2 separate regions of the Homo sapiens genome follow, and region 2 is linked to region 1. A link is an interaction called in ENCODE POLR2A ChIA-PET data of the cell type or tissue named here. Cell type or tissue: GM12878. All regions are shown on one strand. Links, peaks and the distances in the headings refer to the core of each region. The heading gives the core; the rest is flanking DNA. Region 1 has its middle 7.1 kb from the start of CDC37. Region 2 has its middle 6.3 kb from the start of S1PR2.

Region 1 (12,301 bases), core at 3,943-11,942:
CATCCCAATCCACGCTTTGATACCAGGATAATAGGCCGTGTTGCAGCCTTGGGCCAGGATTATCTCAGATTAAAGGGTGCTCCCTCGGGGGTCAGGCTGGATAGGAGGAGCTCCAGCCACTCCGGTGAGGGGCGCCTCTTCCTAGTCTCCCCTGGAGCCGACGTTGGAGGCAGTGCCTGGAGAGAGCGAGCGAAGTTCTCCAGAAGGGGGAGGATTCCCCGGTGCATGGAGCGGGAAGGGCCATCGGACAAAAACGTCCTCCCGCTGCCGCCCTTCCCCCTCGCGCTTCATTCAAACCCGCGAGTGGGCGGGCAGGGGCGGGGGAGTCCCCATCTCCTACCCCTCCCTCTTCCCCTCCACCCTGGCAGTCCAGCACATCAGTGGCCGTCACGGCCCGGGCACGCGCGCGCACGGACCCACACCCCGGCGGCTCTCACAATCGCACACACACATACACACACACACCAGCAAACAAAGGGTCTGGACACCCCCGTCCCCTCCCGCCCCCCAGGCCAGGGAGGGCGGGGCATCCCCTCCCCAGGCCCCCCGCAAGGTAAGCTTGGGGCTGCGAGCTGCGGTGGGGAGGGGGACACGGTGCCACAGTGGGAGGGGGCCAGGAAGGTAGGGGGTTCCCCGGCTCCCCAGGAAAGTCGTACCCCCACCCCCACCGTATGCCCTTTAGGGATTCGGCCCCGTCATCAGCCTGGGGGTGTTTGGAGAGAATCCCAGATGTCGGGGATTCCCGGATAGGCGCGGGGGTCTCTTCCTGGCTCTGGAGACTGGAGCTGCCCAGCTTCAGCAAAACAGGGTTCCCGGAGCCTCAGCTTCCAGAACTGGGGATAGAGCGCCGGAAGCTTCCCCATCAACCCCAAGCATTTCCTAATCTGCCAGCACAGCACCTCCAGCCCTGGGGACTGAGGAGAGAGACCCCTAAGTTGCTTTGCACTGTCCCTCTGTCCCCGGTCCCCATCCCACCCCCATCGGTGCAAACCCTGCTATGTCTCTCCTGCCTGTGTGTGTGTGTGGGGGGGAGGTTTGCGGGAATTGGGAACGCTTTTTGGGGCTACCTTTGCTTCTTCTGCTACATCCCATAGCCACATACCACTGAGCTGCGGTGGGGCCCGGCAGGCGGCTTTGCCTTCCTGAGTCTCAATTTCCTCCTCTGCAAAGTGGGTAATGACACACACCTAGGATTCCGCGAAATCGTGCTCGCGGAGCCTGCTTTTGCGCCATCATTTTATTTATTAGCTCATTTCACATCTCTTTCCCAAGTGTCTACTTACGATGTACTGGGCACTGTGACCAGGCTTTGGGGCAGCAGCAACCAACAAACCCAGTAGGGGTCCCTGCTCCTGGCTAGTGAGGGAGCAGGATCCCTGTATAAACATACAAATCCCCGCGGGTGATTTCAGACTGTGAAGACTAAAATTCTGTCCTCGGACAGAGAGAGACTAGGGAAAGGCACTCAAGATTAAAGGAGAAGCTGGGCACAGTGGCTCACGCCTGTAATCCTAGCACTTTGGGAGGCCGAGGCAGGCGGATCACTTGAGGTCAGGAGTTCGAGACCAGCCTGGCCAACATGGTGAAACCCCATGTCTACTAAAAATACAAAAATTAGTCGGGCGTGGTGGCAGGCGCCTGTAATCCCAGCTACCCGGGAGGCTGAGGCAGAAGAATTGCTTAAACCCGGGAGGCGGTGGTTGCAGTGAGCCAAGATCACACCACTGCACTCCAGTTTGGGTGACAGAGCAAGACTCTGTCAGAAAAAAAAACAAAAAACAAAAAACAGATTAAGTAAGACTTCTGGATCCTGCCTGCCTTCCTCCTTGGGTCTGAGCTCATGAGGGCAGGATCAGGTCTAGAACAGTGCCTGGCACACAGTAGGTGCTCAATAAATGTTGAATGAGCGTGGCACCCTGGTGTGAGCCTGTAGTCCCAGCTACTCGGGAGGCTGGCTGGAGGATCCCAGCGACACCCATCTCTAAAAAAAAATAAAAACAAAAAATAAATCCTTAGCTGGGCATGGTGGCACACGCCTGTAGTCCCAGCTATTCAGGATGCTGAGGCAGGAGAATGGCTTGAACCCGGGAGGCAGAGGTTGCAGTGAGCTGAGATAGTGCCATTGCACTCCAGCCTGGGTGACAAGAGCAAAACTCAAAAAAAAGAAAATCTTAAATGAATTAAAGAGGGGATTAGTTTAAGACTAGATTCTAGAACTGTAGATTAGGAAGAAGGCTTAGCATAAACCAATCCACCCCACTCCCTTGAATTTGATACAGGAGACAGTGAATCCCAGAATGTCAACATTTCTACAAAATTGAAGATGGGCCCAGCACGATGGCTCACATCTGTAATCCCGATAATTGGGAGGCTGAGGTGGGAGGATCACTTGAGCCCAGGAGGTCGAGGCTGTAGTGAGCCATGATCACGTCACTGCACTTCAGCCTGGGAGACAGAGTGAGACTCTGCCTCACCAAAAAAAAAAAAAAAAAAAAAAAAGAAGGTGGTTAAAGCAAGGGTTGTGAACAGCTGTGGACAGAGACCAGAACTGAGCACTGTGTGCCCAGGAACTCATGGTGTCCAGCCAGTGCCCACTCTTCCCCACATAGCATATAGACACAGCACTGCTTTCATCTATTCAATATTTATTCAGCACCTACTATGTACCAGGTGCCAGGGACACAGCAATTAACAGAACAAAACTCCCTGCCCCAGTGGAGCTGACATTTAGTGGAGGAAACTGAAATGAAATAACATGATCAAAAAGATATAATGACACATTGTTATTAGGATACTGATAGAAATAGAGGGTGTGGCTGGGTGTTTAGAAAGACTTCCTGCAGAAGCTGAATTCAGCACACACACACTCAAACCCAAACATAATCCCACTAATACACATCACAGAAAAGTGGCCATGGGGACTGAGTGGCTGAGCAGAGATTTAAACCTGGAACCTGCATTTCTTTTTTCTTTCTCCTTTTTTTAACTAATTAATTTATTTATTATACTTTAAGTTCTGGGATACATGTACAGAACGTGCAGGTTTGTTACACAGGTATACACGTGCCATGGTGGTTTGCTGCACCCATCAACCTGTCATCTACATTAGGTATTTCTCCTAATGTTATACCTCCCCTAGCCCCCCACCCCCCAACAGGCCCCAGTGTGTGATGTTCCCCTCCTGGTGTCCATGTATTCTCATTGTTCAGCTCCCACCTATGAGTGAGAACATGCGGTGTTTGGTTTTCTGTTCTTGTGTTAGTTTGCTGAGAATGATGGTTTCCAGCTTCATCTATGTCCCTGCAAAGGACATGAACTCTTTTTCCTTCCTTCCTTCCTTCCTTCCTTCCTTCCTTCCTTCCTTCCTTTCTTTCTTTCTTTCTTTAATTGAGACAGAGTCTCACTCTGTCACGCCCAGGCTAGAATGCAGTGGCTCGATCTTGGCTAACTGCAACCTCTGCCTCCCGGATTCAAGTGATTCTCCTGCCTCAGTCTCCCGAGTAGCTGGGATTACAGGCACGCGCCACCACACCCAGCGAATTTTTTGTATTCTTAGTAGAGATGGGGTTTCACCATATTGGCTAGGCTGGTTGAAAACTCCCAACCTCAGGTGATCCGACCGTCTTGGCCTCCCAAAGTGCTCCCAATGAGCCACTGCGCCCAGCCCTCCTTTCTTTTTAAAGACAGGATCTTACTCTGTCACCCAGGCTGGAGTGCAGTGGCAATCGCAGCTCACTTGCAGCCTCAAACTCCTGGGCTCAAGCAACCCTCCTGCCTCAGCCTCCTGAGTAGCTGGGATTACAGGTGCACAGCACCACACATGGCTAATTTTTTTTTTCATTTCATTTTAAAGACGGGGTCTCCAAGAGTTGGAGGCTGCAGTGAGCTATGATCGCACCGCTGCATACCAACCCAGGCAACAGCAGGAGACCTGCCTCAAAAAAGAAAAGAAAAGAGATGGGGTGTCGCTATGTTGCCCTCACTGGTCTCAAACTGCTGGCCTCAAGCGATTCCCCTGCCTTGGCCTCCCAAAGTGCTGGGAATATAGGCGTGAGCTACTGCGCCCAGCCCCCGGAACCTGCATTTCTAGGCACTGTGAAATACTGTTTTCCGCTGCATCTTCACACAGTGACACCCCCACACACCTACACATTCATATTACAGTCACACAGGCACAGCCAACCTCTTATTCACATAGACCGATGTGGTATTGCCCTGACACATAGATTCCTGCGGGTACAATTCGGTTTCAACTATGCAACACTTAGACTCACAGAAGGTTCCACCAGCCCATTGGCACATGCACAGCCAGGTATGAAGTTCATGCACATATATGCATGTATTTGCACACACATGCCTGGAGTCCTTCACAATCCTTCCGAGACCTGCGTCAGCTTTGAGCATGGAGCTTGGGCAGCCGTGAATATTCAGGGCCATGGTGTGGGCAGGGGCTTTTATTCTCACTTCCCTGTTATTTGCTGCACATCGCCACATCCTTCTGTTGAAGGAAGTGGGGAGTGGGCGGGATGTCGGGCTGGGTGACATCAGCTCTCCTCTGCCAGGCCAGGCCAGTGGCTCCCAGGCTGGGCTGGTAGCTGACGGTGCTGACAACATGGGTGGGGGAAAAGGACTCTCGTGGCCTGAGCCTGATGCCAGCTGTCCAGAGCAGCCTGTGCTGCCATCTGGACCCCCATCTCCAGCGGCCTGCTGTCCAGGGAAGGAGAAGGCAGGCCTAGAGGCATCCCTCCACCCTGAGCACTCCCGGGCCCTGCCTCCCTCGCCTGGGCTGCAGCCAGGGCTGATTGCCGCAAATGTGCACTTGTGTCCTGACAGCAGTAAGGGGCATGTCTCTGCCTCTCTCGCCTGGCCGGCTGGACCCCTCCAACATCGTCTTCTTCATTGCTTTCTTCATTTCACAAATCCTTGAGACTTTGAGCAACAGAATTTGCAGAGCCTAGGGAAAATGCACACGCAGGGTTCCTCTTCAAGATTACAAACAATAGGCCGGGCGCAGTGGCTCACGCCTGTAATCCCAACACTTTGAGAAGCTAAGGCAGGGGAATTGCTTGAGGCCAGGAGTTTGAGACCAGCCTGGCCAACATGGCGAAACCCCGTCTCTACTGAAAATGCAAAAATTAACTGCGCGTGGTGGCAGGCGCCTGTAATCCCAGCTACTCAGGAGGCTGAGGCAGGAGAATCATTTGAACCCTGGAGGCGGAGGTTGCAGTGAGTCGAGATCACACCATTGCACTCCAGCCTGGATGACAAGAGCTAAACTCTGTCTCAAAAAAAGAAAAAAATTATAAGTCTAAGGCAAAGAAAACACAAGCAGGGCTGGGAGCGGTGACTCACGCCTGTAATCCCAGCACTTTGGGAGGCCGAGGTGGGTGGATCACGAGGTCAGGAAATCGAGACCATCCTGGCTAACATGCTGAAACCCCGTCTCTACTAAAAAAAAAACCAAAAAATTAGCTGGGAGTGGTGGCAGGCGCCTGTAGTCCCAGCTACTCGGGAGGCTGAGGCAGGAGAATGGTATGAACCCGGGAGGTTGAGGCAGCAGAATGGCGTGAACCTGGGAGGCGGAGGTTGCAGTGAGCTGAGATCGCGCCACTGCACTCCAGCCTGGGCAACAAAGCGAGACTCCGTCTCAAGGAAAAAAAAAAAGAAAGAAAAAGAAAAAGAAAACACAAGCAGAGTCAGGGGGATGGGAAAAGCAACAGGATATCTGAGGTCTGAATATGTTCTAGGTGTTTGAAGAACAACAAAGGGGCTGGTGGGTTGGCCAGACATGGTGGCTCACGCCTGTAATCCCAGCACTTTGGGAGGCTGAGGCAGGAGGATCACCTGAGCCAAGGAATTCCAGACCTGCCTGGGCAACATGGCAAGACACCCTCTCTACAAAAAATTTAAAAATTAACTGGGCGTTGTGGTGCTCACCTGTAGTCCCAGCTACTTGAGAAGCCGAGGCGAGAGGATCACTTGAGCCCAGGCGTTTAAGGCTACAGTGAGGTGTGATAACATCACTGCACTCCAGCCTGGGCAACAGAGTAAGACCCTTGTCTCTTAACAAAATGAAAATAGGCCGAGCACGGTGGCTTACTCCTGTAATCCCAGCACTTTGGGAGGCTGAGGCGGGCAGATCATGAGGTCAAGAGATTGAGACTATCCTGGCCAACATGGTGAAACCCCGTCTCTACTAAAAGTACAAAAATTAGCTGGGTGTGGTGGTGTGCACCTGTAGTCCCAGCTACTTGGGAGGCTGAGGCAGGAGAATCACTTGAACTCAGGAGGCAGAGGTTGCAGTGAGCTGAGATTGTGCCACTGCACTCTAGCCTGGCAACAGAACGAGACTGTCTCAATTTAAAAAAAAAAAGGGGAACAGAAATAAATTCACGTGCATTACTTCACTTCATCCTCACAACAACCCCATCAGATGGGTGTGAATATTATTCCTATTTTACAGATGACAAAACTGAGGGCCAGAGAGGCTGAGTAATTTGCTCTAAAGTATACAGACAGAGCTGAGAGATACTGTGAGTTGAGTTCTAGACTACCACAATAAAGCGAGTATCACAATAAAGTGATACAAAAAATTTTTGGTTTCCTAGTGCATGTAAAAATTATGCTGACACTATACCATATGTATATTAAGTATGCAATAGCATTATGTCTAAAACAACAATGCATATACCTTAATTTTAAAATACTTTATTAGCCTGGTCAACATAGTGAGACCTCATTTCTACGAAAAAAATTTAAAAATTAGCTGGGCATGTTGGTGCTCACCTGTGGTCCCAGCTACTTGGGAGGCTGAGGTGAGAGGATAGCTTGAGCCCAGGAGGACAAGGCTGCAGTGTGCTATGATCACAGCACTGCACTCCAGCCTGTGCAACGGAGTGAGACCCTGTCTCAAAAACAAAACAGAAAAACCTTAAAAACTTTATTGCTGCCCGGGTGTGGTGGCTCATGCTTATAATCCCAGCACTTTGGCTGAGGCGGGCAGATCACTTGAGCCCAAGGGTTTGACACCAGCCTGGCCAACATGGTGAAACCCCATCTCTACCAAAAAATACAAAAATTAGCTGGGCATGGTGGTGCACGCCTGTAGTCCCAGCTACTCCAGAGGCCGAGGCAGGAGAATCGCTTAAACCCCGGAGGCGGAGATTGCAGTGAGCCAAGATCACGCCACTGTACTCCAGCCTGAGCGATAGAGTGAGACCCTGTTTGAAAAAAAACCAAAAACAAAAACAAAAAAACCTTTCTTGCTAAGAAAAGCTAACCATCATCTGAGCCTTCGGCAAGTCATAATCTTTTTCCTGGTGGAGGGTCCTGCCTCAATGTTGATGGCTTCTGACTGATGAGGGTGGTGGTTGCTGAAGGTTGGGGTGGTTGTGGCAATTTTTAAAAATAGGAGAACAGGTCGGGCGGTGGTGGCTCATGCCTGTAATCCCAACACTTTGGGAGGCCGAGGCAGGTGGATCACTTGAGGTCAGGAGTTCAAGACCAGCCTGGCCAACATGGTACAACCCCGTCTCTACTAAATATACAAAAATTAGCCTAGCGTGGTGGTGGGCACCTGTAATCCCAGCTACTTGAGAGGCTGAAGCAGGAGAATCTCTTGAACCCAGGAGGCAGAGGTTGCAGTGAGCTGAGATGGCACCATTGCACTCTAGCCTGAGTGACAGAGCAAGACTCAGTCTCAAAATAAATAAATAAATAAGATAATAATAATAATACTTGAAAGTCAAATGTACTCCTTGATCAGTGGGCTGCAGAATGGACGCTGTGTTAGCAGGCATGAAAACATCTCCTTGTACATCTCCATCAGAGCTCTTGGGTGACCAGTTGCATTGACAATGAGCAGTCATATTTTGAAATGAAACTTTTTTCTGCACAGGAAGTCTCAACTGTTGGCTTAAAATATTCAGTAAACAGATGTGCTGTCACCCAGGCTTTGTTGTTCTATTTATAGCTCAGAGGCCAAGTACACTTAACATCATTCTAAAGGTCCCCAGGATTTTCAGAATAGTAAATGAGAATTGGTTTCAACCGAAAGCCACCAGCTGCATTAGCCCTTAACAAGAGTCAGGCTGTCCTTTGAAGCCAGTCATTGACTTCACTTCTCTCTAGGGTGAAAGTCCTAGTTGGCATCTACTTCCAATAGAAGACTATTTTGTTGGGCAGGCGCCGTGGTTCACGCCTATAATCCTAGGAATTAGAAACCAGACGGGGCAACATGGTGAAACCCCGTCTCTATAAAAATACAAAAAATTAGGTAGGCGTGGTGGCACGCACCTGTAATCCCAGCTACTCCGGAGGCTGAGGCATGAGAATCGCTTGACCTGGGAGGCGGAGGTTGCAGTAAGCTGCAATCTTGCCATTGCACTCCAGTCTGAGCAACAGGCTCTTCCCATCCCCCTGACTCTGACTCAGAAAAAAAAAAAAAAAAAATAGACCAGGAGCTGTGGCTCACGCTTGTAATCCCAGCACTTCGGGGGGCTGAGGTGGGCGGATCATGAGGTCAGGAGATCGAGACCATCCTGGCTAACACAGTGAAACCCTATCTTTACTAAAAATACAAAAAAAAAAAAAAATTAGCCGGGCATGGTGGCAGGTGCCTGTAGTCCCAGCTACTTGGGAGGCTGAGGCAGGAGAATGGCGTGAACCCAGGAGGTGGAGCTTGCAGTGAGCCAAGATCGCGCCACTGCACTCCAGCCTGGGCAACAGAGCGACACTCCATCTCAAAAAAAAAAAAAAAGACTATTTTGTCTACACTGAACAATTTGTTGTTGATTGTAGCCACCTTCATCAATAATTTTAGCTAGATTTCTTCTGGGTAACTTGCTGCAGCTTCTTTCTCTCTCTTTTTTTTTTTATTAAAACATGTTTACTTTTTAGGCCAGGCATGGTGGCCCATGCTTGTAATCCCAGCACTTTGGGAGGTCGAGGTGGGAGGTTTGCTTGAGCCCAGGAGTTCCAGACCAGCCTAGGCAACATGGTGAAACTCTATCACTACAAAAAATACAAAAATTAAGGCCAGGCATGGTGGCTCACGCCTGTAATTCTAGCACTTTGGGAGGCCAAGGCAGGTGGATCATGAGGTCAGGAATTTGAGATCAGCCTGACCAACATAGTGAAACCCCGTCTCTATTAAAAATACAAAAAATTAGCCAGGCGTGGTGGCAGGTGCCTGTAATCCCAGCTACTCAGGAGGCTGAGGCAGGAGAATCACTTGAACCCGGGAGGCAGAGGTTGCAGTGAGCCGAGATTGTGCCATTGCACTTCAGCTCGGGCGACAGTGCAAGATTCTGTCTCAAAAAAACAAACAAAACAACAAACAAACAAAAACCCAAAAAACAAAAATTAGCTGGGCATGGTGGTGTGTGCCTGTAATCCCAGCTACTCAGGAGGCTGAGATGGGAGGACTGCTTTAGCCCAGGAGGTCGAGGCTGAGGGCCACAATGAATGGGTACCATTTCTTGCTCTGTTTGCTGGAGAATACAGGTTACAATCAGAGTGGTGAGTGCTTTAATGGGGGTAGAAAAACCTGCAGTGGGGGCCCAGAACATGGACTGGGGCAGTCTGGCTGAAAAATGGAGGTGACCTTTAAGCTATCTTTTTTTTTTTTTGAGATGGAGTCTCGCTCTGTCACCCAGGTCACCCAGGCTGCAGTGCAGTAGCATGATCTCAGCTCACTGCAAGCTCTGCCTCCCGGGTTCACGCCATTCTCCTGCCTCAGCCTCCCGAGCAGCTGGGACTACAGGCGCCCGCCCCCGGGCCCGGCTAATTTTTTGTATTTTTACTAGAGGTGGGGTTTCACCGTGTTAGCCAGGATGGTCTCGATCTCCTGACCTCGTGATCCGCCTGTCTCGGCCTCCCAAAGTGCTGGGATTACAGGCGTGAGCCACCGTGCCTGGCCTAAGCTATCTTTATACATTCATCCATTTGTTCAACAAATGTCTGTTGAGGGCCCACCAGGTGCTAAAGGCTAGGTTGAAGAAATGATGTTTACATTAGTTTCCATTAATTTACATTGAACTGAAGTGCTAGCTAAGGCAATAAGGCAAGAAAAAGAAATAAGAACCAGACTGAGCATAGTGGTTCATGCCCAGCATGAACATGGGTTCATGTAATCCCAGCACTTTGGGAGGCTGAGGTGTGAGGAGCACTTTAGTCCAGGAGTTTGAGACCAGCCTGGGCAACATGGCAAGACCCCATCTCTACAAAACAACAAAAACAAAAATTAGCCAGGCATGATGGCGCGTGCCTGTAGTACCAGCTGCTACTCTGGAGGCTGAGGTGGGAGGATAGCCTGAGCCTGGGAGGTCGAGGCTGCAGTGAGCTGTGCAATGGTGCCACTGCACTCCAGCCTGGGCAACAGAGTGAGACCCTGTCTCAAATAAATAAATAAATAAATAAATATTAAAAAAAATAAAGAAATGAGAACTAGGCTGGGTGTGATGGCTCACACCTGTAATTCCAGCACTTTGAGTTTGAGCTTTAGTTTGAGCTCAGGAGTTTGAGACCAGCCTGGGTAACATAGTGAGACCCCAGTCTCTATTTAAAAAGTAGAAACAAAAGAACCAAAGTAGGGGATAAACCAGCTAGTACACAGTAGAACTGTTAGGAACATTACACTATCAGGCTCTCAATAATAACCTGACATTGAACAGGTTATTAAAAGCCTATTATGTTCCGGATTCTGTTCAGGACGCTCAGGAGATAGTAAAGAATAATACTACATTATTGTTAACATAATAATTAAACAAAGTTTTCGTGCCCTCCTGCAGCTAATATTCCAGTGTGAGGAGACACAGACAATAAATGTAATAAACAAATTACATAGTGTGGTATGAGGGGGGAAGAGCGGGAAAAGGGGGACCAGAAGTCCTAGGAGGTTGTATTATAATTTTAAGTGGGGGTGGGGTAAGAAAGAAAGAAATGCCTGAAAGGATGAGATATAAGCAAAGACCTAAAAGAGGTAAGGGACCTGCGGATTTTTTTTTTTTTTTTTTTTGAGATGGAGTCTCGATCTGTTGCCCAGGCTGGAGTGCAGTGGCCCGATCTCGGCTCACTGCAACCTCCACCTCCCAGGCTCAAGCCAGTCTCCTGCCTCACCCTCCCAAGTAGGTGGAACTACAGGCGCCTGCCACCACGCACGGCTGATTTTTGTATTTTTAGTAGAAATGGGGTTTCACCATGTTGGCCAGGCTGGTCTCGAACTCCTGACCTCAAGTGATCCACCTGCTTTGGCCTTCCATAGTGCTGGGATTACAGGCCTGAGCCACCGCATCTGGCCAACCTGCGGATATTTGGGGGAAGAGTTCCAGGTGGACAGAACTGAAAGTGCAAAGGGCCTGAGGCACCAGCATGCTTGCTGTGTCCAGAAACAGCTAGACCAGTGTGGCTGGAGCTGAGGGCAGGAAGGTGACTGGGCGTTATCTAGCAGGACTGTGTGGGCCACGCGAGGACTTTGACGTTTCCTCTGAGTGAGGTAAGAGCTATTAGGGCTCTGAGTAGAGGAAGATCATGATCTGAATCGAGTTCTAACAGGCTCCCACAGGGTCAGATGTTACCATTTATTAAATATTTACTGAGTGCCAGACACTATTCTGTTCAATATGGTTTGATCTCATTTCATTCTCACATGGACCCTGTAGGGAATATCATTCCATTTCACAGAAAAGAAACTGAGGCTCACAGAGTTTAAGACACTGACCCATGGCCGCACAGCAATAATCTTCAGCGCCTGGGTGCCAAGGTAAAGTAAGCCAGCCTCTCCCTCCCCCAAGCATTTCAGACAAGGATCGGTGGCTGCAGAGCGCACCCGTCTTCGGGAACGGCGTCTGTGTCCCTGTCTGTCTGTTTCTATTTCCACACGTCCCTGTCTGTCTCCACGCGCCTCTGCCTGTGCGTCCCCCATCTGTGCCCAAGCCGCCGTCTCTCTGCGCCCGGCCCCCGCACATCGGAGCTATTTCGGGTTTAAGGCTTAAAAGCCCAACAGCTCGGAGGAGACGCTTCCTCCGGCCCCCGGCTCGGACCACGCGCCGCACGCGGCCAGCTCTGGGAGCTCCCAGTTTTTTCTGCGGGATCCCCGAGCCGGGGAAGCCCCCGCGGGAGGAAGGGTGGGGGCTGGGGCGACCCGGGCCCGGAGGCTCTCGGCCCCCCAGTGGCCAACCCCGGCATTGACGCCGTCAGGAGCCCAGCCGTGCGTCAGCTGTCGCCCTGGCAACGGGGGCGACGTCACCACATTGGTGGTGCGTCAGTCCGCTGACGTCACGCCCCAGGAGAGGCAATAGGC
Region 2 (12,301 bases), core at 608-8,607, 180 kb before region 1:
ACCCGATCTCTCACTCTGCCCCTCCCAGCCCCCACCCGTGAGAACCGGCCGGCGCGAAACGTCACGCAGCCTGGTGACGTCACAGTACTCCTGGCCAGGTGGCCTCAACCTGAAACAACTGTCTTCAACCCCAGGTTACCTCTGGGCTTACCCCTGGGACCCTGGACTTGGAAGAAAACACGAGGTCACATTTATTGACTCAACAAAGAGCCTTGGAAGTACCTACTAGGTGTCAACGCAGCAAATAGGCATTAAGTGCCTACTGTGTGTCCACCCAACAAATAAATTCCTACTAAGTGCGATGTCCTGTCCCAAAGACAAAATTGATCTCTTTTTTTTTTTCTTTTTTTGAGACATGGTCTTGCTCTGTCATCCAGGCCAGAGTGTGGTGGCTCAATCATAGCTCACGGGAGCCTCAGCCTCCTGCCTCAGCCTCCAGAGTAGCTGGGACTACAGGTGCGCCATCATGCCTGGCTAATTTTTTGCAGTTTTTTGTAGAGATGGGGTCTCGCTGTGTTGCCCAGGCTGGTCTTGAACTGCTGCATTCAAGCAATCCTACTGCCTCAGCCTCCCAAAGTGCTGGAATGACAGGCGTGAGCCACTGTGCCTGACCAGTCTCTCCCTTGATAGGACCTCCAGAATTCAGGTGCTGCCCTGTTTCCCTTGGGGGACTGGGGACACTCCACACTCTTTCCTGCCTCTGTAGATCACTGTCCCCTCTGGCGGGGCCCAGTTTGTGCCTGCCTTCCAGCGTCGGGCCCAGTCTTCTATCCAGATTTCCAATTTTCACTAATTCCTGGGCATTTCTGTGTGCCTGCCTGCGGAAATGATGGACACTACACCTTCATCGAATGATGTGTGTGTGTGTGTGTGTGTGTGTGTGTGTGTGTGTGTGTGTAACCAGCAGTTCGACAACAGGATAGGAAAGCCCCTCATTCCAGCAACAAAATTTTTTTGTTTGAGACAGAGTCTTCCTTTATCTCCCAGGCTGGGGTGCAGTGGTGCCATCTCAGCTCACTGCAACCTCTGCCTCCCAGGTTCAAGCTATTCCTGTGCCTCAGCTTCACAAGTAGCTGGAAATACAGGCGCGTGCCACCACGCCTGGCTGATTTTTTTGTATTTTTAGTAAAGACAGGGTTTCACCATGTTGGCCAGGCTGGTCTCGAACTCGTGACCTCAAGTGATCCGCCTGCCTCGGCCTCCCCAAGTGCTGGGATTACAAATGTAAACCACAGCACCTGGCAACAAATATTTTTTATGCACCTACTGGGCACAGCAGTGAACAACAACAACAGCAACAAAAAGGAAAAACTCCTTGACCAGATGGATTTTTTTTTTTTTTTGAGACAGAGTCTAGCTCTGTCGCCAGGCTGGAATGTAGTGGCACTATCTCGGCTCACTGCAACCTCTGCCTCCCGGGTTCAAGCGATTCTTCTGCCTCAGCCTCCTGAGTAGCTGGGATTACAGGCATGCGCCACCATGCCCAGCTAATTTTTGTAGTTTTAGTAGAGATGGAGGTTTCACCATGTTGGCCAGGATGGTTTCGATCTCCTGACCTCATGATCTGCCCGCCTTGGCCTCCCAAAGTGCTGGGATTACAGGCATGAACAACCGTGCCTGGCCAACCCAGTGGATCTTATGTTCAGGTGGGAAATATGGCTTTTTATGAGGGTACCATTTGTGAAAATGTAGACATTATATGTTATAAACATAATCTGGCCAGGCACGGTGGCTCACGACTGTAATCCCAACAGTTTGGGAAGCCAAGGTGGGTGGATTGCTTGACCCTAGGAGTTCTAGATTAGCCTGGGCAACATGGTGTAACTCCATCTCTACAAAAAATATAAAAATTGGCTGGGCATGGTGGCTCACGCCTGTAATCCCAGCACTCTAGGACTCCAAGGTGGGTGGATCACTTGAGGTCAGGAGTTCGAGACCAGTCTGGCCAATATGGCAAAACCCTTTCTTTACTAAAAATACAAAAAATTAGCCGGGCGTGGTGGCGGGCGCCTGTAATCCCAGCTACTCGGGAGGCTGAGTTAGGAGAATCGCTTGAACCCGGGGAGGCGGGCGTTGCAGTGAGCCAACATGGTGCTATTGGACTTCAGCCTGGGCAACAGAGCAAGACTCCGTCTCAAAAAATAAAATAAAAATAAAGAGGCTGGGTGCAATGGCTCACACCTGTAACCCCAGCACTTTGGGAGGCAAAGGCAGGTGGATCACCTGAGGTCAGGAGTTCAAGACCAGGCTGGCCAACATGGCGAACCCCATCTGTACTAAAAGTACAAAAATTAGCCGGGAATGGTAGTGTGTGCCTGGAGTCCCAGCTACTCGGGAGGCTAAGGCAGGAGAATTGCTTGAACCCTGGAGGTAGAGGTTCCAGTGAGCCGAGATCATGCCATTGCACTCCAGCCTGGGTGACACAGCAATACTCCATTTTAAATAAATAAATAAATAAAACTAAATAAATAAATGGAGTAGTCTTGTGTGTACTGATGGGAAATGGTCTTCAACATATTAAGTTGAAAAAGTACAGTGTAGACCAGTATGCATTGCATTTCTGGGTGTATTTATAAGAACTATATAAATACACACACATTTGCCTGTGACACACAGTCTGTCTCTGGGAGAAGGCACCAGACCCTAGTCACAACAGTTACTCTTAGGGAGAGGAACCAGGGGGCAGGGAAACGAGGTAAGAAGAAACAGCTTTTCATGGTATACCCTGGAGGGCTGTTTGAAATCTTTTTTTTTTTTTTTTTTTTTTTTTTGAGACGAGGTATCTCCATATTGGCCAGGCTGGTCTCGAATTCCTGACCTCAGGTGATCCGCCTGCCTCAGCCTCCCAAAGTGCTGGGATTACAGGCATAAGCCACTGCGCCCAGCCTGCTGTTTGAAATCTTTAGCTTCTATTACCAATTCAAAAAAATGTACAAAGAGGTCGAGGCAAGGGGATCACCTGAATTCAGCAGTTCGAGACTAGCCTGACCAATATGGTGAAACCCCATCTCTATTAAAAATACCAAAATTATTGGGAGGCTGAGGCAGGCAGATCACGAGGTCAGGAGTTCAAGACCAGTCTGGCCAACATGGTGAAACCCGGTGTCTATTAAAAATACAAAAATTAGCTGGGCACAGTGGTGCACACCTGTAGTCCCAACTACTTGGGAGGCTGAGGCAGTAGAATCACTTGAACCCAGGAGGCGGAGGTTGCACTGAGCCGAGATCCCGCCACTGCATTCCAGCCTGGGCAACAGAGTGAGACTGCATCTCAAAAAAACAAAAAAACAAACAAAAAAAAACACAAAAAACTAGCCAGGCGTGGTAGCAGGTGCCTGTAGTCACAGCCACTCTGGAGGCTGGGGCAGGAGAACTGCTTGAACCCGGGAGGTGGAGGTTGCAGTGAGCCAAGATCGTGCCACTGCACTCCAGCCTAGGCGACAGAGTGAAACTCCATCTCAAAAAATATATTAAAAATTTTAAAAAATTGGTCATGGATAGTGGCTCATGTCTGTAATCCCAGCACTTTGAGAGGCCAAGGTGGGAAGACCAGTTGTGCCCAGGAGCTTGAGATCAGCCTGCGCAATATAGTGAGACTTCGTCTCTACAAAAGAAAAAACAAAAAATTAAACATTAGCCAAGCATGGTTGTGTGTGCCTGTAGTTCCAGCTACTCATGAGGCTGGGGTGGGAGGATCACTTGAGCCTGAGAGGTGGAGGTTGAAGTTAGCTGAAATCACACTGCTGCACTCCAGCCTAGTTGACAGAGCAAGACACTGTCTGGAAAAAAAAAAAATCAACAGGCCAAGCACGATAACTCACAACTGTAATCCTAGCACTTTGGGAGGCAGAGGCGGGAGGATTGCTTGAGGCCAGGAATCTGAGACCAGCCCAGGCAATATAGTAAGAGCCCATCTCAAAAAAAAAAAAAAAATCAACACGTTAATGCTACATATAGGCATGCAATATATGTGTGTATGTAACACAACATGTAATGCTCTGTGCTAAGCCTGGTGATGCCTAATTGGTTGCTGCCATCCAAAGCTGACAGTCTGATGGAGGAGACAGAGAAGAAACCAGACAATTATTTTTATTTATTTATTTATTTATTTATTTATTTTGAGACAGAGTCTCGCTCTGTCGCCAAGGCTGGAGTGCACTGGCAAGATCTCGGCTCGCTGCAACCTCCACCTCCCAGGTTCAAGCAATTCTCCTGCCTCAGCCTCCCAAGTATCTGGGATTACAGGCGCACACCACCACACCCGGCTAATTTTTGTATTTTCAGTAGAGATGGGGTTTCACCATGTTGGCCAGGCTGGTCTTGAACTCCTGACTTCAGGCGATCCACCTGCCTCAGCCTCCCAAAGTGCTGGGATTATAGGCGTGAGCCACCGTGCCCGGCCGAAACCAGACAATTCTAACACAGGGTGATGGGGCTTTGAAGGGGGGATACAAAGAAAGTCAGAAAGTGACTAGTCAATTCTACACTTTGCCCCTTTTCCTGAGCTCGATTTCAGGGTCTGCTGGGTTCTGGGCCAGATCTTGGGGCGCACTTGGACCTTGGCAAAACCTCACTGCCTCTTCTACCAAGTGAGAAGTGTTGCCTGGACACTCTAGAAACCAGGTGTTTAATCCGCAGAGGAGGAAGCACGAAGAAAATTAGGTTTTCTCCTCGTCTGAGAGCTATCAGAGCGGAAATCTCAGTCTTGTGTGGGGACCTGAAGGCTGGGGAGGAAGTGACCGCCCTCATATGCCTGGGCTGGCTCAGCAATTTGCAGTCTCTCCTGGGACCTGGGGGGTTGGGGCAGAGGGGTGATGTCAAGGCTGCAGACATATGTGGCCGTCTGCCAGGGGAACCGTGGCTCCCAGACAAAGGTGATGTCCCCGGGGACACACAGACACACCGACATGCAACTTCCGCCTCCCTCCCACTTCTGAGGCAACACAATGTCTTCGCCAGGTCAGCCAAGGGAGCGCTACAGAGGACTGGAAAACGCTGGAGGCCTGGACTTCCTGATGGTCTTGGTGGGGGTCAGGAGGAGAGCTTGGCCTACCCCGGTGGCGGGGGGCGGGGGGCTGAGTGAGAGAACAGTGGAGGAGGAAGGAAACAGGGCCCTTTTCTTGGAGAACTCCCAGCAGGGGAAATAGAGGAGAAGGAAGAGGCTTGAACTAGCTTCCACTAATTATAGGGTCAGTGACAATAATGGCTAACACTCACAGCCACCGACTGTGTGCTAGATGTGGCGCTGTGAGTCCTCACAACCCGAGGAAGTGGGTATTATGATAATCATCATCTTTTTTTTTTTTTTTTTTGAGATGGAGTCTCGCTCTGTCACTCAGGCTGGAGGGCAGTGGCGCGATCTCAGCTCACTGCAACCTCCGCCTTCCAGGTTCAAGGGATTCCCCTGCCTCAGCCTCCCGAGTAGCTGGGATTACAGGCGCCCGCCACCACACCTGGGTAATTTTTTGTATTTTTAGTAGAAACGGGGTTTCACTGTGTTAGCCAGGCTGGTCTAGAACTCCTGACCTAAGCTGATCTGCCCACCTCGGCCTCCCAAAGTGCTGGGATTACAGGCGTGAGCCACCGTGCCTGGCCTTTTTTTTTTTTTTTTTTTTTTGAGATGGAGTCTCGTTCTGTCTCCCAGGCTGGAGTGGCAGTGGCATGATCTTGGCTCACTGCAACCTCCGCCTCCTGGGTTCAAGCGATTCTCCTGCCTCAGCCTCCCAAGTAGCTGGGATTATAGGCCCGCGCCACCATGCCTGGCTAATCTTTATATTTTTAGTGGAGACAGGGCTTCACCATGTTGGCCAGGCTGATCTCAAACTCCTGACCTGAAGTAATCCATTCCATGTACCTTGGTCTTGGCCTCCCAAAGTGGCTCACACTCTTACAGGTGTGAGCCACTGTGCCCGGCCAATCCCATTTTAAAGAAGAGGAAAATTGACCAGGCGCGGTGGCTCACGCCTGTAATCCCAGCACTTTGGGAGATCAAGGTAGGCGGATCACCTGAGATCAGGAGTTAGAGACCAGTCTGGCCGACATGGCGAAACCCCATCTCTACTAAAAAGATAAAAATTAGCCAGGTATGGTGATGCGCACCTGTAACCCCAGCTACTCGAGAGGCTGAGGCACAAGAATTGCTTGCACCCGGGAGGCGGAGGTTGCAGTGAGCCAAGATCATGCCATTGCACTCCAGCCTAGGTGACAGAGCGAGACTCTATCTCAAAAAAAAAAAAAAAAAAAAAAAGAAGGAGGAAAATTGAGGCATACAGGAGAGGTGAGATTCGAACTAGAGCCATCCGGCTCCTCTCAATCCAGCAGCCCTGGCTGTCTGTCTTCTTATTCATTCGGAGTCTCCACCCCATTCCTGTGCCACCACCCCCATCTCTGCCCCAGCAGGTAGGAACAGACAGGCAGTGGTTACCAGCCAGGACTACATTGGTCAACAGTGAGATGTGGAATGTTCTCCATAATCCAGGAGAAGGGACGCCCTCTGACCCCCATTCCTACCTTCACCCCGGATATTGTGAACTCCCCCAAATCCAGGAGGCCCAGGCCCTTCACACCAGATCCTGTGGTTGCCCACCATGGCCCTGAAATCCATGAGACGCAGGCCTGTTCTCCATCCTCCCTGGGCCTCCACTGTCCCCCCACCCCCCTGGCTCTCGTCTCTGGCAGGAGGAACTGCCTGGGAAGTGTCTGAGATGGATCCCAACTTTCTCATCATCGCCCCAGCGCTGGGGGAAGGGGCCCCAGGCTACAGAGAAGCTTCCCAGATGCTGATCTTGGCAGGCATCAGGGAACTGCGGCAGCCTCATCTCCTCCATGGGCTCAGGGCCCACTTTCAGCTTCAGTGACGGGGTGGGGAGGCTCCCACTGGAGGCCAGCCTCTGCCACATCTGCACCAGAAGCAGTCTTGGCCCTTCGAGCTGGGGAAGGGGTGGGCTCTCTTCCCGCCAAAAGCAGGATGAACAATTAGGGGAAAGGGGAACCTCAAAAAGGCTAACTTCTCAGCAAGCCCCTCCCACCCCAGCATGCTCATGACAGCTGACATGTGTATAACGTGCCAGTTACTGCCCTAAGTGTTTTACAAATATTGACTCACTCTCAATAGCTCACAGCAGCTCCCTCAGCTAGAGAAAGGAGAGATAAACTGCAGTCCATCCTCACAATGGAAGACCATGCCTGTAATCTCAGCACTTTGGGAGGCTGAGGCGGGCGGATCGCCTGAGGTCAGGAGTTCGAGACTAGCCTGGACAACATGGCGAAACCCCATCTCTACTAAAAACGAAAAAATTAGCTGAGTTTGGTGGTACGCACCTGTAATCCCAGCTACTCAGGAGGCTGAGGCAGGAGAATTGCTTGAACCCAGGAGGTGGAGGTTGCAGTGAGCCGAGATTGCACCATTGCACTCCAGACTAGGTGACAAGAACAAATGAAACTCCATCTCAAAAAAAAAAAAAATCAAAAAGAAGGAATTGGTGATACCTAGCCACATGGAGAACTCTCAAATGTATTAGGATGAGGGAAAGAAGTTCAACGCAAAGGTTGCATATTGTATGACTCTATTTCTATAATGTTCTAGGAGAAAAAAAACTATAGGGACGGTGAAATATTGGGACAGGAGAGGTTGACTGCAAAAGGGCACGGTGGGACCGGGTACAGTGGCTCACCCCTGTAATCCCAGCACTTTCAGAGGCTGAGGTGAGAGAATTGCTGGAACCCAGGAGTTCGACACCATCCTGAGCGACAGAGCGAGACCCAGTCTCTACAAAAAAAAAAAAAAAAAAATGAGTCAGGTACAGTGGCACGTGCCTGTACTAGCTATTCCGGAGGCTGAGGCAGGAGGATTGCCTGAGCCCAGCAGTTTGACACCACTGTCACCTATGATCGCACCACTGCACTCCAGCCTGAGCAACAGAGTAAGACCAATGTCTTAAAAAAAAAAAAAAAGTTGGGGGGCATGGGGGGAATTTTTTTTTTTTTGGCGATGGAACCATTCTGCATCTTGATTGTGGTTTTGGTTACGTGACTATATATGTTTCTTGAAATGTGAACAACTGTATGCAAAAAAGGGAAGATTTTCTTTCTTTTGAGACAGAGTCTTGCTCTGTCGCCCAGGCTAGTATGCAGTGGCGCGATCCACTGCAACCTCTGCCTCCTGGGTTCAAGCGATTCTCCTGCCTCACCTTACAGGTGTCCACCACCACGCCTGGCTAATTTTTGTATTTTTAGTAGAGATGGGGTGTTACCATCTTGGCCAGGCTGGTCTCGAACTCCTGACCTTGTGATTCACCCGCCTCGGCCTCCTAAAGTGCTGGGATTACAGGCGTGAGCCACCACGCCCGGCCAGGAAGATTTTTATTGTATCTAAATTGTGCAAAAAAAGCAATACTTTTGTTTAAAAAATTCTCACAGCAGCCTTATTATTTGTGTGTTTGTTTATTTGTTTTCTTGATCTTAGCCAAAAGGCCGAGAAGCGATTTATTTATTTTTATTTTTTATCTTTTTTTTTTTTTTTTTCGAGACGGAATCTGGCTCTGTCGCCCAGGCTGGAGTGCAGTGGCGCAATCTTGGCTCACTGCAAGCTCCGCCTCCCAGGTTCACGCCATTCTCCTACCTCAGCCTCCCGAGTAGCTGGGACTACAGGCACCCGCCAGTACGCCGGGCTAATTTTTTGTATTTTTAGTAGAGACGGGGTTTCACCGTGTTAGCCAGGATGGTCTTGATCTCCTGACCTCGTGATCCACCCGCCTCGGCCTCCCAAAGTGCTGGGATAACAGGCGTGAGCCACCGTGCCCGGCCTAGTTTTTATCTTTTTAGAGATAAGGTCTTGCTCTGTCACCCAGGCTGGAGTGCAGTGGCGCAATCATAGCTCACTGTAGTCTCAAGCTGGTGAGTTCAAGCAATCTGCCTACTTCAGCCTACCCAGTAGCTGGGACTACAGGCCCAAGACACCAAGCCCAGCTAACTTTTACATTTTTTGTAGAGGGTTAGGTTGGTCTCACTATGTTGCCCAGGCTGGACCTGAACTCCTGGGCTCAAGCGATCCTCCCACCTTGGTCTCCCAAGGGCACTGAGATTACAAGAGTGAACCACTCTGCCTGGCCTCCGGACAGTAGCTTTACATCAGTGAGGGTCTAATCAGGAAAACAGAAGTATCTCCAATAGAGGGGATTTAATATATGGGTCAATTTAATACGTAGATAAAAAATCAAACGATGGCCAGGCGCGGTGTCTCATGCCTGTAATCCCAGCACTTTGGGAGGCTAAGGTGGACAAATCACGAGGTCAGGAGTTCGAGACCAGCCTGGCCAACATGGTGAAACCCGGTCTCTACTAAAAATACAAAAAATTAGCTGGGCATAGTGGCAGGAGCCTGTAATCCCAGCTACTTGGGAGGCTGAGGCAGGAGAATCGCTTGAACCCGGGAGGCGGAGGTTGCAGTGAGCGGAGATTGCACCACTGCACTCCAGCCTGGGTGAAAGAGTAAGACTTTGTCTAAAACAAAACAAAACAAAACAAAATGGATGGAGAGATTATTTTAAAATTAGCATAGGCCGGGCACAGTGGCTCATGCCTGTAATCCCAGCACTTTGGAAGGCCGAGGCGGGCGGATCACCTGAGGTCGGGAATTCGAGACCAGGCTGACCAACATGGAGAAACCGTGTCTCTACTAAAAATACAAAATTAGCCTGATGTGGCTGGGCGCAGTGGCTCATGCCTGTAATCCCAGCACTCTGGGAGGCCAAGGCAGGTGGATCATGAGGTCAGGAGATCGAGACCATCCTGGCTAACACGGTGAAACCCGTCACTACTAAAAATACAAAGAATTAGCCGGGCGTGGTGGCAGGCACCTGTAGTCCCAGCTACTCGGAAGGCTGAGGCAGGAGAATGGCGTGAACCCGGGAGGCGGAGCTTGCAGTGAGCCGAGATCACACCACTGCACTCCAGCCTGGGCGACAGAGTGAGACTCCGTCTCAAAAAAAAAAAAAAAAAAAAAGTAGCCGGGCATGCTGGCACATGCCTGTGATCCCAGCTACTAGGGAGGCTGAGGCAGGAGAATCGCTTGAACCCAGGAGGCGGAGGCTGCGGTGAGCCGAGATCGCACCATTGCACTCTAGCCTGGGCAATAAGAGCGAAACTCCATCTCAAAAAAAAAAAAAAAAATTAGCATAAACCAAGCATGGTGGTGTAGGCCTGTAGTCCCAGCCACTCGGGAGGCTGAGGCAGGAGGATCACTTGAGCCCAGGAGTTGGACTCCGGCCTGGGCAACATAGCCAAACCTCATCTCTTAAAAAATATAATAAAAATAAAGGATATGGCAGACCATGTAAAAAATTTAAATAGAAATTACCATATAGGAAGATGATATCTAATGGGAGGTGCTACCAGAGGCATATGGGGAGAAATATCTTGGGCTGGGTGCAGTGGTTCATGACTGTAATCCCAGCACTTTGAGAGGCCAAGGTGGGAGGATCACTTGAAGCCAGGGGTTTGAGACCAGCCTGGGTAATATAGGAGACCCCCATCTCTATTTTAAAAATCTTTAAAAAAAAAATCCATGTATGGTTGCACGCACCTGTGGTTCCAGCTACTCAGGAGGTTGAGGCAGAAGGATCACGTCAGCCCAGGAGGTCGAGGCTGCAGTGAGCTATGATTGTGCCACTGCACTACAGCCTGGGTGACAGAGTAAGACCCTATCCCTAGAAAAAAAGCAAAAAGAGGCCGGGTGCGGTGACTCACGCTTGTAATCCCAGCACTTTGGGCGGCTGAGGCAGGTGAATCACCTGAGGTCAGGAGTTCAAGACCAGTCTGACCAACATGGTGAAACCCCGTCTCTACTAAAAATACCAAATTAGCCGGGCATGGTGGTGCGTGCCTGTAATCCCAGCTACTTGGGAGGCTGAGGCGGGAGAATCACTTGAACCCAGGAGGTGGAGGTTGCAGTGAGCTGAGATCGTGCCATTGCACTCCAGCCTGGGCGACAAGAGCGAAACTCCGTCTCAAAAAAGAAAAGAAGAGAAAAGAAATATCTTGGCTTCTCCTACCTTCCTCTCGGAAAATCTGCCCCCAGTGCCTCCCATTGGCTAAATGTGGCCAGAAGCCAGTTGGCAGGGGAGATGTCCCGTGCAGAGGTCAGCCCCGAGCCATGCAGGGAGAACAGCACAGGGACTAGATGATGCCAGGGCTCGCAGGCTTAAGCCCTGCAAGAACCATGTGGGTAGGGGCAACTATACCCCCATTTTACAGAGGAGGAAACTGAGGCCTGGAGAGCCAATGTGACATGCCCAGGGTCTCAGGCCCTCAAGGAGGTTGGACTCTCTGGTTCTCGCCAACACCTGCCTGGAGGGCTAGTTCTGTGGCTTTTTTTCTACCCTTCACGCCTGTCCTGGTTGCTCAGGGAACTGTAGGGAATGAAAATATCCATGCAAATCAGCCCCACTGCGGGGAGGCCCTCCGTGGGAGGCTTTGCCCCCTCACGGAGCTTGGCAGTTACACACAAGCTGAGCTGAAAACAAACAAACAGCAGATGTTTGGACAGTTGATGGGGGAGGGGCGCTTTAGGCAGCTCTCCCTAGTATAGGAGACCACCCCTCACCCCCCACCAACAGATCTGTGTCATCCATCCATGCCCTGTACTTTTTTTTTTTTTTTTTTTGAGATGGAGTCTTGCTCTGTCACCCAGGCTGAAGTGCAGTGGCGCAATCTTGGCTCACTGCAACCTCTGCCTCCCGGGCTCAAGCAATTCTCGTCACTCAGCCTCCTGAGTAGCTGGAATTACAGGCGCCCGCCACCATGCCGGGCTAATTTTTGTATTTTTAGTAGAGACGGGGTTTCATCATGTTGGTCAGGTTGGTCTCAAACTCCTGACCTTAAATGATCCACCCTCCTCGGCTTCCCAAAGTGCTGATTACAGGCGTGAGCCATTACACCCAGCCAATCCCATTTTAAAGATGAAGAAAATTGACTGGGTGAGGTGGCTCAAGCCTGTAATCCCTACATTTTGGGAGGCTGAGTTGGGCGGATCACTTTAGCCACCGACCTCATGCTCTGTACCTTCTTTTTGGGGGGCTGCCCCCCAGTATTGCAGGCCTGACCCCTGGCCTTTGTGAGAACCCTTGTTCAGTAATGGAGGAAAAGCTGAGGCCAGATGTTGAGGGGCCTTCCCGCATCTGATATGTGCCCCCTAAATTGGTGTGATACCCACAGCCAGCAAAGACCCTCTCTGGATTACAGGGTTGATGCTGGTCCCACACTACCAAGGACAGAGGTCACCTGCAATTGAGCCTTTGATCCA

The links. Peaks named below come from ENCODE experiments on the same cell type or tissue, not always from the same donor. Only the 100,000 strongest peaks of a DNase experiment are listed, where the experiment ranks them.
Region 2: POLR2A ChIA-PET joins it to region 1 with 12 read pairs; 4 of 35 experiments call an interaction of 5 or more read pairs at or near these places.

What each region holds. Positions count from the first base shown.
Region 1 is chr19:10,404,499-10,416,799 of GRCh38, forward strand. It overlaps a transcript of PDE4A not described here. Among named protein-coding and RNA genes, the nearest start is that of CDC37, 7.1 kb to the left of the region's middle. RefSeq lists silencers at 530-579, 11,945-12,214 and an enhancer at 4,573-4,682. In GM12878, for the core only: no CTCF peak of the experiment used is centred there; DNase peaks (open chromatin) are centred at 4,268 and 7,933; H3K4me3 peaks cover 1,064 bases; H3K27ac peaks cover 3,799 bases.
Region 2 is chr19:10,231,500-10,243,800 of GRCh38, forward strand. No RefSeq gene overlaps it. Among named protein-coding and RNA genes, the nearest start is that of S1PR2, 6.3 kb to the left of the region's middle. RefSeq lists silencers at 1-136, 6,934-7,228, 7,037-7,226 and enhancers at 337-386, 4,943-5,012, 11,113-11,192. In GM12878, for the core only: no CTCF peak of the experiment used is centred there; DNase peaks (open chromatin) are centred at 4,772, 7,062 and 7,952; H3K4me3 peaks cover 1,145 bases; H3K27ac peaks cover 3,210 bases.